2 separate regions of the Mus musculus genome follow, and region 1 is linked to region 2. Evidence: chromatin loops called from intact Hi-C (ENCODE). Cell type or tissue: left cerebral cortex. All regions are shown on one strand.

Region 1 (8,000 bases), 47 kb before region 2:
TCCAATATGATGCCTGTCACCACTGGCTGTACCCATAGCTGTGAATGTTGGCATCACTGTCCTGACTGCACTTGCCATTAAGCTTGTGATGCCTTTAGACTAGGAAGGTCATTGGTATAGAGGTGGGCACACACATCACAATAATGCTGACCCCATAGGAGGACTCTGACATGCACCTGGAACCTATGACATGATTTCCAAAGCAGCCTTTTAAATCAGTTTGCGGTTGTTTGCCGCCACTTGTATCTCAAATATTCCCCAGCTTGGCAGCAGTACCTTGGCTCCCTCCACATAGAAAGCCTGCTGAGGAGGCTGGAATGTGTGTGAAGGAGGAGATGGAAGCACTCCCTGGCTTCTATCAAATCACTCCTAGCTTTTGGCTACTCGTGTGCAGGATTCCATTGAGAGTTAATCTGGGATCATCTATCAAAAGACACAGACATTTTAAATATCCTGGGGTTTTGTTTAGAGATCAAATTTCAAAGTTTTGACTGCATCTGGAGTGTTTGCCTCAAGAATGAATACCACAGCAAAGGCCAGACAACTGCCATCACCTTTGAAATAAGCAGAGAGCAGTGGACAATGGAGTGGTGACCCACTAGAAGAAATCATTCCACCCCGCTCTGGTTGGGTGAAGAGGTGAGTTTAAAGGGTCCTCATAGGTCCTTGGGTAAGAGGTTACTTAAAGGAGCACACAGCCTCATCATTGAGAAGCCCAACCCAGCTTGGGAGACTCGCCATGCTACATCTGTACAGCTCTCTGCAGGACCTTCAGGCAGCTCTGCCCATCCCAGTGGGAGGGTGTGTTTCCCCCTCCATTATTGCTGCTGAGATAACCTTGGTGGGCTTTAAGAATCTGTATGCTTCTGAATTTTCCGGGCCTCATAAATTCAGTTTACTTCTGAAGTCTTAGAAGCACCCTTAGTTCCCTCTGTGAGGGAATATTTCAATTCAGTGGAAACAGCCGCATCAGTATGGTCACAGAGACCAGGCTGTGTGAGCACCTGCTGCTTCCCTTTGAGCTGAGTCTAGCGTTCAGCCATCACTCCTAAGAGGCCGGATGGATCAGTCAAGCTTGGAGACACACAGTGACTTCCCTGCTTATGACCTGGGCCGTTACTTCACCCCTATGGGTCTCTATATCCTTTGTCATAAACTATGGTACTTCACGAATTGATAAGCAGGAACAGTAAGTGGCAGAGGCCTAGCATGTAGGTGCCCAACACTCTTGGTCCCTTGCCTCCCTTAGTCCTTGTCCTTGATTCTTCACTCACTTGCTCACCAGAGCAGAGTGGCAGGTCTCTCCAAGATACACAGGGTGGCAGACAAGCCCAGAGAGGTCAGCAGCAGCTTTAAACAGAACACAACCGTCCACCTCTGTTGGAATTTTCCCATGGGGACTGTGTGATCAAAGCAACTCGTGCACAAAAGTTTCACAGCAATGGCAATATCTTACCGTAAAACCAATTCTCAATGGTATCACCCATCTACCTTAAATAAGCTGCTCTAGAAATATAAGACGGCAAAAACACATGGCAGGAAGTTGATTGGTGGCAGATACTGCCTGGGCTCTAACATAAGACCTTAGGGTGTTGCATATGGCATGGAGGAGACTCCGCTCTTATCCTTGGATGCTCTTTTTTTTAAAAACAAAACAAAGCAAACAAACAAACAAAGCTGACTTTTGAGAGGCCAGGTTTTGTTCTAGATTATATTAGTCAAGGATTTAACCCCTCCCCCAATTCCATTTTTGTTCTTTATTGCCTGTCTATGCAACTTTGTGTTTTCCTGTTAATGTTAAATAATACATAGTTACAATCTTGATGCTTTCAGAGTAAGATATTCTAGGCTTTTTCAAAACACATTCCTCATTCTACAAACAAGGAGACAAGGGGCAATATTGTCGCATTTTTTTTTCCAGTTACTATAGAGCTTCTGAGAATCATTCCATTTATTTTAAAAATGTAGCCAAGAGAGCAATGAATTACAATCTTGGCAGCTGTGATGTCCAGCCTTTAAGGGTTACTCATAGCTATAAAGTGACTACACACTATTTCCTGCCTTACTTAGGGTCTTGAAACACAGTTTCTCGTTTTCCTTTTCTTCCTCCACCCATCTTCCATTCCCCCATAGTGAGAAGATGATAACTTCTCACATCTGACTTAATCACCACCACCACCACCCCCAATCGGTGTTGAGCTGTCAAGCTTTTTCCTACATGCCCAAAGTAGGGTCTCAGTGCCAATGTAGCCAATGCTGGTTCTGTCAGCTTGGCTAATGGCATCTGATACTGTGTTACAAAGTTTAACCTTTCCACTGTTCAGTCAGAGGCTTTTGACCTATCAAGCCTTACATACATGCCTCGTACCTTCTACAAATCTATGGGAGAACAAACTCTTCAGATCCCAATAAGAACACAAAGCCCATGATCCGATCCTGTAACATTGTCTCTCTTTATGCCTGAAAACTATCTTGCCTCTTTTTTTATAGTCATCAAATGAGGCTCGTTCACTGTGACGACGAGAGAAAATTATAAAAATCAGGCCAGCAAAGATTTCCACAGGGAAAGGCACTAATTGTTGATGAGCAGAGTGAAGCAATGAGAAGCAAGATCTTAACTGGAGTCGTGTTAAACTTTTTTAAGAATTTCTTTGTTTTATGTGTATGCCTATGTGCCTGAATGCATGTGTGTGTACCACCCACAGACACCAGAGAAGGTTGTCTGGTCCCTGGAACTAGAACCATAGGCACTTATGAACTGCTGTTTGGGTGCTGGGAACCCAACCAAGTACTGTGGGAGTGTAGCCAGCGTTCTTAGCCACTGAACCCTCTCTCTGCCTCCCAATTAAACTTTCTGCTGAAAGTGTCTAGTTATAAGCTAGGTCGTTTCATTTTAAGTCAGTCAAAAGTAAGACCAACCTCTGTGTGTGTGTGTGTGTGTGTGTGTGTGTGTGTGTGTGTGTGAACTCTATTCATTCAGCTCCAGGCTTAGAATTCAGTAAAGTTTCTTCTACCTTTTGTGGTGGTTGTTGTTGTTGTTGTTTGCATCAAACACTTCTAAAGAGGAAAAAACTGGAGAGGAGAAATTCTGACTGCTCTCATATGGTTCCTCAGCTATGGTTAAACTGACTAGCAGTTTCTTTCCCGGCACACTCTGGCTCTCCCCTGTATGCATGTGGACACAGAACTCTCCTGCAGAAAGAGCTCTCCCCAGCTTCTCCTGTCAGGACTCCCAGACTCTTGTTTCTGTTGTTGTTTGGTTTGGGTATTTTGGTTCTGTTTTTTAAAACCAGTCTCTCTGGTTATTTCTCTCAGAAATAATGTTCCGCTAGCCCTGTGGTAGACTTCTCTCTTGTTTTCTTCTTAAATTGAGACCGTTTCACATCTGACTACTTACTATAAGCCTTTATAAGCACTTACTAGAAGTTTCCACTATATTCCCATGGATCAGCAGCTTATACTGGGTCTTTGCAAGGCCACCTGCATCCTGTGTAGTGATTCCTGGCAGCGGCTTCAATATGACTAGCGCTTTGCAGTTGTTTAGTGGTGTTTAAAAACTGGGGGAAGTAGACAAATTAAAGGAGCGTGGCAGGGAGTTCAGGTTGTCTCTTTGGGTCTTTTCTGTAAAAGCCTTTGATGTCCCCATCCCATGTTGGTCCACAGGGTCTTTATTGACCTTTAGTGTCAAAATATGATCCAAAAGTTTGTTTTTCTTTGGAAACGTTTTATCTAATTAATTCCGTTGTAATGAGGCTAGTATTTTATACCCAGCGGCCCATACTTAACTTGAAATGGTGTGTTTCAAATACACAGCTGCAGGTAGCACAGCTATCTTTTTCTTTCTTTTCTTTTCTTTTTTCTTTTTTTCTTTCTTTTTTTTTTTTTTTTTTCAAATTAAACCTAGTTGCTGCTGGCTTTAGGAAAGCCAAAAACTCTTTCTCTAACTTTCATGACCTCAAAAGGTTCCTATGCCAGGGCTTGTTCGACCTCTCCTGTCTTCTGTGTCCCTCTCCTCTTTCAGCTCTGGGGTTGGGGGGCTTAGTCAGCCCCAGGCGCTTCCAATTCTCTATCAGCTTTAAGCGCAGCTTGAAGGAACTCCTCAGCTGCTGGTACAGCCTCGCGGTCGCGTTCGGCCGGGACACGCCCAATACTTTCTCCTTGTCCTATGATTGGCTCACGAGGTCACATGAGAGCCCCGAAGGGTTGGAATTCTGACTTGTGGCTTTTGGCACTCCTTTTTCTTTTTTAAAAATCGCTGGGTCTGTGGCTCTCTCCTGGGGCTCCATTGACTGAGGCTGGAGACAGCTGCGAAGAGCCACCGGCAGCTGAGGTGGCAGTGGAAACTCTCCCGAGATGTTCAGCCAGGTGCCCAGGACGCCGGCTGCAGGCTGCTACTATCTAAACCCCTTGACACCTGAGAGCCAGGAGATGTACTTGCGATTTGATCAGACTGCCAGACGCTCTCCCTACAGGATGAGCCGGATCCTAGCACGCCATCACCTAGTGACTAAAATCCAGCAAGGTGAGTTGCGGGCACTGCCAAGGTGCCGCTTATTTCTGTTGGCTCTGTCTTGTGCTGCTTACAAAGTTATTGTTTGCGCTGTACACCGCACGGATTCTTATGCCACGCTGCGTGGAACTCTTTCAGATAACTTTAGACTTCGGTTCTAAGCAGTCTGTCACAGCACCGAGCGCCTCATAACTAACGAAAATATCCCCAGTAGAACGTGAATCATGAATTCCTAATCCTCTGTGTGTCAACAGAGCAAATGAGAAAGGTTTACTCAGTGTGTGTCTTGGGGAGCTTTTCTGCAGGTAAACTCATACTGTGGTCATATTTAAAAGTGGACACTTGTTTGTTTAATTAGTGAGAGAGCTGGCGACTAATGGCCCAGCGTTTATAGTACATCTTCATTGAAGGAAAACAGTAAGAATCTAAGCTTAAGGCCATTGGACTGACAACTTGAATTACAGTCTCTTCCTGTCAGTGTGCTTGTGTGCATAGTCACCACTGATTTGTTGACACCGTTTTCTTGCTAAAGGATAAATGTGACTCTTCACCTCAAAACAGAGCCTATGACTACACACACTTAGGAGCACTGGTTTCCTAAGGCAGGTTGACAGTACTGATTACAGGCTGCTAAGTGATCCTTTTCTATTCTCAAGGGAAAACATTAAAAACTCTTGTACCTCAAACATTAATAAAACTCATGGATTTTTTTTTTAAGGCTTAAAGCTTATGACATGCCCTGTGTGGTACAAATTTGAAGATACCCATTTAAGAGACAGACACATCCATCCACAGTCAGTAAATAGTCACCTAGCTCTTAACTACAAACCTAACTAAACTATTACATTGGCCCTACCAGGAATTTTCAAGAGCTATTATGAAAATACCGTTCCCAGTTAGATAAATGAATTTGAGATTATATTGAATTTTAGAGGGGAAGTTAAAGTCTGTAATCTTAAAAGATCTCACTGTAATGTCTCCAAAAGGAACAATACACATTCTAGCAGCGACATTTAATGAGATTGTTTCCTTGGAAATGGGCATTTGTTTGCGAAGGTTCAGGAACTGGCTATGTGTGAAGGATACTGGCGCGGCATACCAGTATGATTGCAGGAAGGATATTAAGTCACTCCATGAACTCTGTGTGCAAGTCTCACTTGAATGGAAACAAAAGTATTCCCTGTGGCTCGATTTAAAAATACATTCAGTTGAGAATAAGAACCAGCTCCATCTTCTATTGAGAAACTACTTACAATGGGAGTGTATTGGGCATTAGGTATATAATCCTATGGACACTGGAAGTTTCCAATCTTCTTTATATGTATTGTTAGTCATTGACATGTTCCTTTGGGATAATGGTTGTTTTGGGTGAATTACCATTCTTGGTGAAAGTGGGTCATTCTTATATATGGACACCGTATTTCTGTGTTTTATTTTTTTCATACTTAGAAAATGTGAGGAGGTTCCTTGGTTTTTTTTTTTGTTTGTTTGTTTGTTTTTGTTTTTGTTTTTTTTGGTTGTTTGTTTTGTTTTTAATGGGGTAATGGAATGATTGGAGCCAATGAATTCCTAAACATTAAAAGCTACAGGTAGGAAACAGGAAAGAATCCTACCTCTAGTGATCCAGAACTCATGATGGGTGAATATCGCACAATGTTTAGTGAGCAGGTACAAAGTGATTTTATTGGATATACTATATTGATAGGTTGGTGTGGTCTCACAGCCCAGGATGCTAAAATTTGCAACATATCAGGCTGTGAGAATTATGAATGCTAATTTATTTTTCTCTCAGAAAAAGTGCTTATAGTTAGGTGCCGCTTTAGATCCATTGTAAAGATGAGAAAACAGAGGCAGATCCCTATAGGAGGACTGGCATTTGAACACAAATCCTGAAACTTGTGCTCTTCACCGAACTGTACTGTGTTTGGGCTTTTATAATGAATGCTAGATAAAACGCTGGCCCTCTAGTAGGCTTGGGGTTCTATAATATACCAAAGACATGTAAGTACGGAGAGCAAGCACCCCATTAGAGTCCCAGTTGGCTCCTCCTCCTCTGATTTCCAGTCAGGTTTTATTTCTATAGTGGGAGCAGTGTACTGTGAGCTTTGGTATGTTTGGATGGTTAGTACCCAGTCGTACAGAACACCTAGTTAAGTTACTAATAATCTTTCATTATCCAACTAAAGAAAAGTGCATATAAAGTTAATGTAAGCTCGATATTTGTAAATCAGTGTCTTAAAATGCAGCCCCAGCAGTAAACTTCCAGCACTCTCCTTTAGATCTCTCAGAGAAACGTTTGCACATTGTATAAAGATAATTTGCAACACCGTGGCTGTGGCTTCTCCTGGCTGGTAGGAAGATTACAGATGAAAGTCAGTTGCTCTCTGATGACCTCATTCCAGTGAGCTAATCATTGAATGGCATGGCCATGATTCAAAGGCAGATACACTCATGAGGAGGGAAAACAAGGAAGGGAATAATGGAACCTTTGATGATGCTTCAGATCCGAACTGGTACCCAAACCAGAGACGAATCTGAGCTTGCTCGTCTCGTCGCATAACCCAAAACTTGCGCACACGTTGTTTCTCTAGCCTCTTGCACGGCTGCTCTGTAGTTAATTCCATCTAAAAAGAGAGAGGTTTAAAACAGAGAGCCACAGAGCAGAGTGAGAACCTCCCAGAAGTCACACTGCTCCAACCCCTACCCTTACCAACCTGTTCTTACTGGAATCAATTAGGAAATTGTTGTGGGAGACATAGAAAGGGAACAATAATGGCTCTCAGTAGGACCTCACTACTTATTCCGCTCACCAGGAGGAACTGCAGAGAGAGAAAAGAGGATCTGGGTGTGAGGGCAGAGTGATGCCAATGCAAAATAGAACTGGATTTTTTTTTCTAAATTTTATTATAGTGAAATATATACATCTTAAACCAACCATAAGCAGCCATTTAAACTGTATTGAATGGTCATTATTACAGTGTTTCCAGCCACTGCTCTAGTCTACCTCCACGGCCTTTATGTCTTACTGGAACCGAGACTCTAGCTACACACCTTGCATACAGAGGACCACACAGTATCTGTCTATTGTGACCGAATGATTTCATTTAAGCCAACGTCCTTTAGGTCCATCTGAATTACGGTATTTTCACTCAACTTGTTTCCATTTGAATGCTGGGTAGTATTCCATTGCGTTTCTGTGCCATATTGCCTCTTTGAAATGTAGCTGTTATAATCTTCATGCTGTAGAAGAACTGGACTTCCATTGCTGCTCTCTTAGGATATCAGAACATCATGGTCTCACATAACATCCACACACTTTTTGAAAAAGCCAAATCAAAGCAGACCTATAAATATGATTGGGGTTTTTTTGGGGGGGAGACTATCTTTTTTCTTTTTATTTGAAATTCTCAAAACCCATCCTGAGATAGCCCAGATTTCAGTAACATATATCAACAAAAGGAAAAAGTCGGGGATCTAGGCTCTGCTCCAA
Region 2 (8,000 bases):
GAAGTGCAAACTACTTTGGATTCAGTTTGTCAGTATCTGACAGCATCCTGGTGTGACTGTAAAACTCTCAAAGTTTAAAATATCCCATGGCACCCTGTGGGTTTTCCACCGTGCCCCAAGTGCCCTGGTGCCCATTTAGGGAATGGAGGGTTTAAATGTCATCATTTTAAATTTAAAAAAAAAGTATTGAATTTCACGTATATTGGTATTTTACTTACGTGTATGTCTGTGTGAGGGTGTTGGGTCCCCTAAAACTGTAGTGTGCTGCCATGTGGGTGCTGGGAATTGATCTCAGGTCCTCTGGAAGAGTAGCCAGTGTTCTTAACCACTGAGCCATCTCTTCAGCCTTCAAGTTTCCCCATTTCTGTTTAAATCGATCTGCTTTGAGATTCTCTTTGAGACCTAAGGAAGACGTTTGCTCAGCTTTCTTCCTCCCTGTGATTCTTGCAGCAATTGCTAAAATGTTTAGACTGTAGAAAAGTAAAAGTAAAAAAAAAAAAAAATGTAAATCAATTCTTACAGGTTAGCCAGGTGTGGTAGCACGCACCTTTGATCCCAGCACTCCGGAGGCAGAGGCAGATGGATTTCTATGAGTTCCAGGGCAGCTGGAGTTACACAGAAAGACCCTGTCTCAACCAAAGCAAGCAAACAAGAAATACAAGTTTACCAGTCTTGAAATAAATGGTGTGTTCATTTCTGTAGTAGAGGAAGTGGATAGGAAGGGTCAGAGAACATGACCACCGTGAAAAGCTATCATACAGAAGGCTCCCATGTCAGTGTGGGTATGAAACATGCTCTTCTTCAGACCTGATGGAGCCTAGCCATGGGCTGACAAATTATTGCTCTCACATTATACCTAGGAAGCTGGTATGTCCTATTAGGTAACTTGGTTTATGCAAAGAGAATATTTTACCTATCTTTAAGGAAAATGGTTTTTATGAAACCTGGCTCTCATTTTTTTTTTCTAATTGAAAAATTCTAACTTCATAGCTAATTTTAACAAAACTCACATAAGGTCGGTAGATATCAAGTAATTATTTTGCCAATGTTAAATCCATGGCCAGCCAGTCATGGATGTGAGAAGGCTGGTGAGTTACTAAAGCTTTTGGAAAATCCCCATGGAGAGAGAAGACAGTGTGGGGAGTTTTGATGAGGCTGGGCTACCAGGAGGAAGGCTGGTAGACATTGAAGGATAGCTGAGTTCCCAGGGTCCCCAGTTTCTGGGTCCTCAAGAGCATTCTCTCAGAAGAATAAATTCAGAACACATGAAGGACAATGGGGACCGGAAAGTCAGCACATGACAGGAGCAGTGTGACCATGTGGTGTTCATGGCAGGGAGCAGGTGTTCAGAAACTGCTGCTTGAAACAGCACTTCAGATGAACCAGGCTCGCCCCTTTTTTGTCTCTGAGTACCTGTACTTGGAAGCCACGGGTGCATATAAACATATAAACCCGAGAATGAGCTCAGATTATTTGCAATGCCCCGACCCTGTGCACTGAGTAATGTTCCACCTACATTGTTGTTTCTAGTGTATGGTGGCAGGAGCAATCAATCAATCAATCAATCAATCAATTTTATTAACCAAGTGCTTCTATCCAGCCTGCCATGGAGTATGTATAGTTGATTGAATACACTAGCCTGTGATCTGTGTGATGGAGCAGAGGCCTCCTTTCCTTGGTTTCAATTGCTTAGGTTCAATTGGCTAACTGCAGTCCAAAAATAACAAAGGGAAAATTCAGAAGCAAGCACAGATGCCGTATAATCTTATTATAATGACTTAGTATGATCGTTGTTAATCTTTTTTTTTTTTTTTCTGTTAAATGTTCATCCTCCGTGAGGGCCTTTCTTGGAAGACATCTGGTGGGGAGTGAGATATGCTGAGATAACCCGGAGCTGGGGGATTGTTTCAGATAAAATTCAGAAATTCCGGGGGCTGGTGAGATGGCTCCTCAGTTAAGACTACTTAATGCTCTTTCAAAGGCCCTCAGTTCAAATCCCAACAACCACGTGATGGCTCACAACCATCTGTAATAAGATCTGATGCCCTCTTCTGGTGTGTCTGAAGACAGCTACAGTATTCTTAACACATAACAATAAATCTTTGGGCCTGAGGGAGTGGGGTGGAGCGAGAGGCACTGGAATGAGCAGAGATCCTGAGTTCAATTCTCAGCAACCACATAATGGCTCACAACCATCTGTACAGCTACAGTGTACTCGTATACATAAAACAAATAAATAAATCTTTTCTAAAAATTCAGAAATCTCAAGAAACAAACAAAAAACAAAAACAAAACAGAAAAACTCCACAGAGCTAGGAGTCAGAAAAAGCCATGAGTCCCAGGTGGTCATGCAGTCAGGGCTGTTCTAAGGAATGAATCACTTTCCTTTCTGTGGTCCAACACAGAGTACAGTGCCTGACAGAATGGATGGATGGGATGAGGGGAGAATGGTGGAAGTTGCTTATGGTGAGTTATTTAAAGCCAGCAGGCACTCTCCCCATGTCTGTCCTCCTTCCTCCGGTCTTTACAACAGCCAGCCTTCCAATATCCAAACATTGGCACTGGCAGTGAAGCCAGCCAGGGGGTGTCCTATGAGACTGTAGAACTCCTTAGGCTGTGATGTCCTCTCAGCCACTGGTACTGTGGCACCACTGGGCCTTGTCTCCCCTGTTCTTGAGTAGTGTGCTACCAATGGCTTCCCATTATTGTTCCTGTCTTTGATGGTTCTGGGGATAGGATGACCACTCAAGGGGTTTCTTGGGAAGAAAGTCTTTCCTTTAACCCTGCAGCTCATCCTCGGTATGGCTTAACCTCCTCGTATCTTTCTAAGTCAGTGTTGCAGTCTCCCCAGTAGGAAATACATGGGGTTTGGGGTTTGGTTCTTTGTTTTTGTTTGTTTTCGTGTTTTTTCCTCTTCCTTAAGTGCCCGCAGCACTGAGAGTTTGCCTGTCTTTTCCTTTTGTGGTTCTGGAACTCTTTGCCAGATTCTAGCATCACACAGCTGTAATATAAGCAGAGACAAAGCGCCACGGTATGCAGCTGGCACATCAACAACTGTACATAAGGGTACGGTCTGGGAGCAGATGAGCAGAGGCTGACCTTGGGTATCCTAATGGACAAATAAACCATTCTTGACAGGAGAGAATACAGATGAATCAACATGAGAGTAACAGGAAATAGGCTGAGATTTCAGCAAGAGGGAATACTGTGCATCAAGGAGCAACCCTTGACCAGAAGGATGTTGTAAAGTAGGGGTGGGAGAACGTGACTATAGCTTTAAAAAGATTATGAAATCTCTACTCCCAAAAGCACGGACTATCTGAGTGTCTTGGTTTAAAAATGAAGATTTTTCTGAAATAAGAGAAGGTGAAAAGAGTGATTCTGGAGGCAGAGCTTAGGCTGGTGGGGATTGCCATAGAGTCTTTCAAGCAGCTTCCCTAGATGGGCCACATCCAGGTCTCCTTTCAGTCAAGGTGAGAAGAACGTGCCCAGGCTATTCTCTGCCTACATTGAGAGGTTTGAGAAAGAGGGGTCACTCTTTGACAGCAAGATTAACTGGAAACACAGGGTGATGTCACAACAGCAGTGACTCTTCTCACCTGGGATTGATCTGGGGACACTGATGCTCACAGTCCTGTCTGAAGAGTGAAGTCTCCAGGTCTTCGGCCATCTGCTCGCAATAATGGCAGATTCACTTTCAGATCCCATGACCTCTCAGGGTGCTCTTGCAGGGGTTCTCAAGGCCTGGGGTGAGTGCTGCTTCCCTTAGAGTGCAGGCAGGGTCACCTCAACATCTGAGGCACTCACTGGGGTTCTCTCTGCCCTGATTCTGGCAGCAGACACTCTCCAAAAGAGCCTGCCACATTGTAAACCCATTAAGGCTTGACTCCCTGGGGACAACAAAGAGAACTAACTGCCTTTTGAATGTGGGCTGTGTGGAGGGGACAGCAGTGCCTTCTGGCACCGGGGCTTGTCCTCAGGGCCAGGGTAATCTGTAGGGAAAGTTACAGGCTTCTGAGGGGATATTTTCACAGGTTCTCCAAACAAAAGGCTCTTTCTTTCCACTCTGTCCGACTCTCCTGCTAATTAACTGAGCCTAGTGGAAAGCAGGCCACTTCTGCAAAGAGACTCCTGTGCACGGGGTGCTTAGGATGTTTTTGTCTTGTTTGTCCGAGGAGGCACTGAGAAGGCCCTATTTGGGGAGCTGGTAGCAAGGCTGCCTGCAGACTGTCACAGGACACCTCATTTCTTCTAGTAATTTCCCCCATATGCACAGCCCAGCAAGCTGTGCTCGCCTGGCAGACATGGTAAGCACCTCGTCTAGGTCACTCAGTCCCCTCCTGCAATTGATTGTCCTTCACCTCAGGGACCATTCAGTCCATGTCTTCTTGGCACTCCTGGGCTGTAGCTCACTGACCTCTGTTTACTGCCCTGTTGTCGCTATTTAAGAAGTCCCTTTCCAGACCATCTGTCTTAGATTGCTATTCTGTTTACTTTCCCGCAGGCCCAGGGCCCTGTCTCTTGTATGTCTTTTGAATTCAAAATGCACTGGAGGACCGGGAAGCTCATTAGGCAAGCAATTTCTATTCCAGCGTCTGCTTAGGCAAAGTTTGCCAGAGCCTGCCAGCCTTCTGGAATTGTGGCTGAACCTTTCGAAACTTAGCTTTTAACACTGCCTTTTTTTTTTCTTCCCTTGTTTTGTAATGTTTATAACTAAGTACTATGCAGTTTGGAAAGAGTACTGAATCTTGTTTGTTTTATTCCTGTGTATGACCTTGACCATGAGGAGACATGTAAATTTGATCTGACTCTTATCAGTATTGACTCAAGATTTCTCATTTGTTTCTGTTTAGGCCGGTTTGGTTATGAGACTCGGGGTTGGGGGGGAAGCTCTTCACAGGCCTCTAGTGGACATGCAGCAGAACTGTTGAAATCTCACATTCAAATGCATTGGACCTTGGTGTGGAATTAGGCAATCGCAGAAATAACATTCTTTGTTGGTATTTCAATTAAGGATAAGTCATTGCATTTGTGTTAAAGGCAAAGGGAAGAAGAGTGACCGGAATCAAATTCGTGTTTGCCTTTGGCAGATCACTACCTAGTGGTCAACTTCTGCCGGCTCTATATTTATTTTGGCTTTTATTTGTGTGCCTATGGGTTTTGGGGCCTTCGTGCCACAGAGTGTAGCATGTGAAGGGCAGAGGGTAGCTTGCAGGAGTCCGAACTCTCCTCCTCCCTGTTCATCTCATGTGGGTTCTGAAAGAATAAAAAGGGAAAGGAATGTGCCTGATTCCAGTGAGGCATGGTGGAGGAGATGGTTCATTGTTGACATGGAAGAAGGTGGGAACATCTGGGAGGGTCCAAAGTAGACATAACCCTGAGCCATTCGAGGAGAGGGGGGAAGGGAAGAGAGAGAGGAGAGAGAGGGGAACCAGCAGCCAGGAGGCCCAAAGGTACAAAAAGAGACTAGGTAACCAAAATGGTTAGATTATATAGCGAAGGGAAGCTGGAGGAAGGGCAGCCCAGCCCAATGGGCTGGAGAATTCAGGGCAGGGGATGGAGCACACCAGCCAGCCAGGATGGCCCCTTATCTGGGAGAACCTGGAAGCCTCTCCTTTGATATGTTAAGTAGGCCCCTCTGCCATTTGTCTAGGGTTTGAAACCTAACAGTTTCCAGTCCTGGAAACAAATGCCTCTTCCCTCTGAGCCTTCACCTTCTCCTCATGCAGTTATAACTTTACCAAATACTTTCGCTAGAGCAGCCATACAGAACAATAAAGAGTCTTATTTCATCAAAGCAATTTAATTGTAACATCACCTTATCATTTCAAGTCAACTGCATTGTGAATTCATTTTGCCCAAGGTTGGTGAGGTCTTTGAAATACCTGCTATTTTAATAGATTCGTAGTCTGAATGCTTCACCTGAACTAAGCAAAAAAAAAAAAAAAAAAAAAAAAAAAATCACAAGTCCTTGTCAAGAAATATGTGAAGAATCATTATGCAGAGAGAACCCCACCCTTCCCCGACGCCTGAATCCCACTCCCCACCCCCACCCCCCACCCCACATACAGTGATTTTCCATGAGGGCTCCCTTGCCTCTTCATGCTTCTGTGCCTCGCTTTTATGTTTCCTTTGCTTGAGTAACTCCACCCTTGCACCACTTAACCCACCCAGCAAAATCCTTCATATCCTTACCCATCCAAATCAAATGTTCTTTTTTCTTTCTTTTTTTTTTCTTTTTTCCTTCTCTCTCTCTCTCTCTCTCTCTCTCTCTCTCTCTCTCTGGCAATTCTAACACACACACAGAGTAGTGGATTCTGCACCACTGCTGCCTATTCACTGTATGATAAAGTTAGTTTATAAAGAGCCTGTTTCTTTCTGAGGATGGGTCTTGGACTTCATGTGGCCCATTAGGCTATATTCTGACAAGTGATGATGTTTGCAATGTCCTCTGTACCCGGGCATTTAGTGAAGGTTTCTTTGAAGTTGACTGCTATCCCATGGGGTGCTTATCCTTGGTAAACGGTCAGGGTAAGGTGTTGCATCTCATCTTTTTCACGTCTGTGTGTCTGTGTGTCTGTGCATGCGCTCAGGTATCCTTGGAGGCCAGAAGAGGGCATGGGGTCTCTTGGAACTGAAGTTAAAAGCAGTTGTCCGGTGGGCACTGGAAACTGAACTCAGGTCCTCTGGAAGAGCATCGTTTGAAAGAAAATGCCCAAGTCTTCAGGGAAAGCAGCCAGTGCTCTTAAACTCTGTACCTTCTCTGTAGCCCACACATCTCATGTTCAGGGTGGAAGTCCACCTACAGCATCCTCACTTCCTCTGCTTGCCTCCTTCCTCCATGGCTACTTCAAACTTAAAATGAGATTAAAGGCTCACGTTAACTGTTTGATGGTGGTTGTGATTGATTGAAAGCTTATCTGAAACTTAAAATGAAGTGTTCTTCCTTAGCATCAGGCAAGAATAAGATGTCAAGCAACTCTGCTGTTGATAAAGTTGTTTGAATAATGGAATGCTGGCATCCCATATGCATCAGAAGCCATCCTCTCTTTTATTTATTTCAATTGTATGTGTCTGTATGTTTACCTGCATGGAAGCCTGTGTACCGTGTGTGTGTGTGTGTGTGTGTGTGTGTGTGTGTGTGTGTGTGTGGGCGGGCGCGCGCGTGCGTGTGCCTAGTATCTGGGGAGCCCAGAAGAAGGTGTCAGATCTCTTAGAACTAGAATTAAAGATGGTTGTGAGCTACCATATGGATGCTGGGAACTGAACCCAGGTCCTCTGTAAGAGCAGCCAGTGCTCTTAACCACACAGACATCTCACCAGCCCTTTAATGTCTTTTCTCATAGCTCTGATGGCTGGAAGACTGATCTGGGCAGTCAGCATGGTGTAATTCTGGCAAGGGTCTCACAGCCAGTTAACCCACTGGCTCATTGGTGGATTAATCTACCCCTTCAGCCCCCACTCCTTTCACCACCCAACACTGCTACTCTGGGGGCCAAGTATTGAACAAATGAAATTTGGAGAACAAATAACTTGAGTAGCTGTCTACCCAAAAAAATCAAAAGTCCAATAAACTACATCTTTACACTTAACTCAGAAAGACAGGTTTAAAAGAAATGGACAGACAGGATGGTTCTTTATATTTTATATACACTGTATTACAGTCTGTGGTACTATTATTTCCTGAAGGAGCAGTTATAGTCAAGCTGGCTCTACTACAACTTTCCTTGGACTGTGGCAAGATTGGTTTTGGGATGGCCCTGCGACTCTGACTGTTAAAAATAGAAGTGAGTGAGTTCTCATCCAGAGATCTAAGAGCTTGTGTATAACTGCTGTGTTCCATTCTCATTGTTACCGAGGCTACTACGATGAAGTCTGTTTCCACAACTGTAGTCAGCCTGGAAGGAATGAAGACAGTCTAAAGAGATACTTGCATCTCTCATTCTATCTGTCTATTGAAAAAATGGAATCCAAAACAAATGGGAATTTCCCCAGGAATC

The links. Hi-C counts contacts between places; a loop is a spot of excess contacts. Peaks named below come from ENCODE experiments on the same cell type or tissue, not always from the same donor. Only the 100,000 strongest peaks of a DNase experiment are listed, where the experiment ranks them.
Region 1: it touches region 2 in a loop (4-fold over the local background); 9 of 42 quality-filtered maps call a loop at or near these places.

The regions. Positions count from the first base shown.
Region 1 is chr5:151,186,448-151,194,447 of GRCm38, reverse strand. Stard13 (StAR-related lipid transfer (START) domain containing 13) reads left to right here and starts at 4,255. Exons shown (of 14, transcript NM_146258.2): 1 at 4,255-4,522. The coding sequence starts at 4,354. In left cerebral cortex, no CTCF peak of the experiment used is centred here; DNase peaks (open chromatin) are centred at 4,245 and 4,612; H3K4me3 peaks cover 2,134 bases; H3K27ac peaks cover 1,872 bases.
Region 2 is chr5:151,139,345-151,147,344 of GRCm38, reverse strand. All of the region lies in intron 1 of Stard13 (StAR-related lipid transfer (START) domain containing 13), which reads left to right. Among named protein-coding and RNA genes, the nearest start is that of Stard13, 47 kb to the left of the region's middle. In left cerebral cortex, a CTCF peak has its summit at 4,913; DNase peaks (open chromatin) are centred at 3,994, 4,562, 4,911 and 6,771; H3K27ac peaks cover 1,933 bases.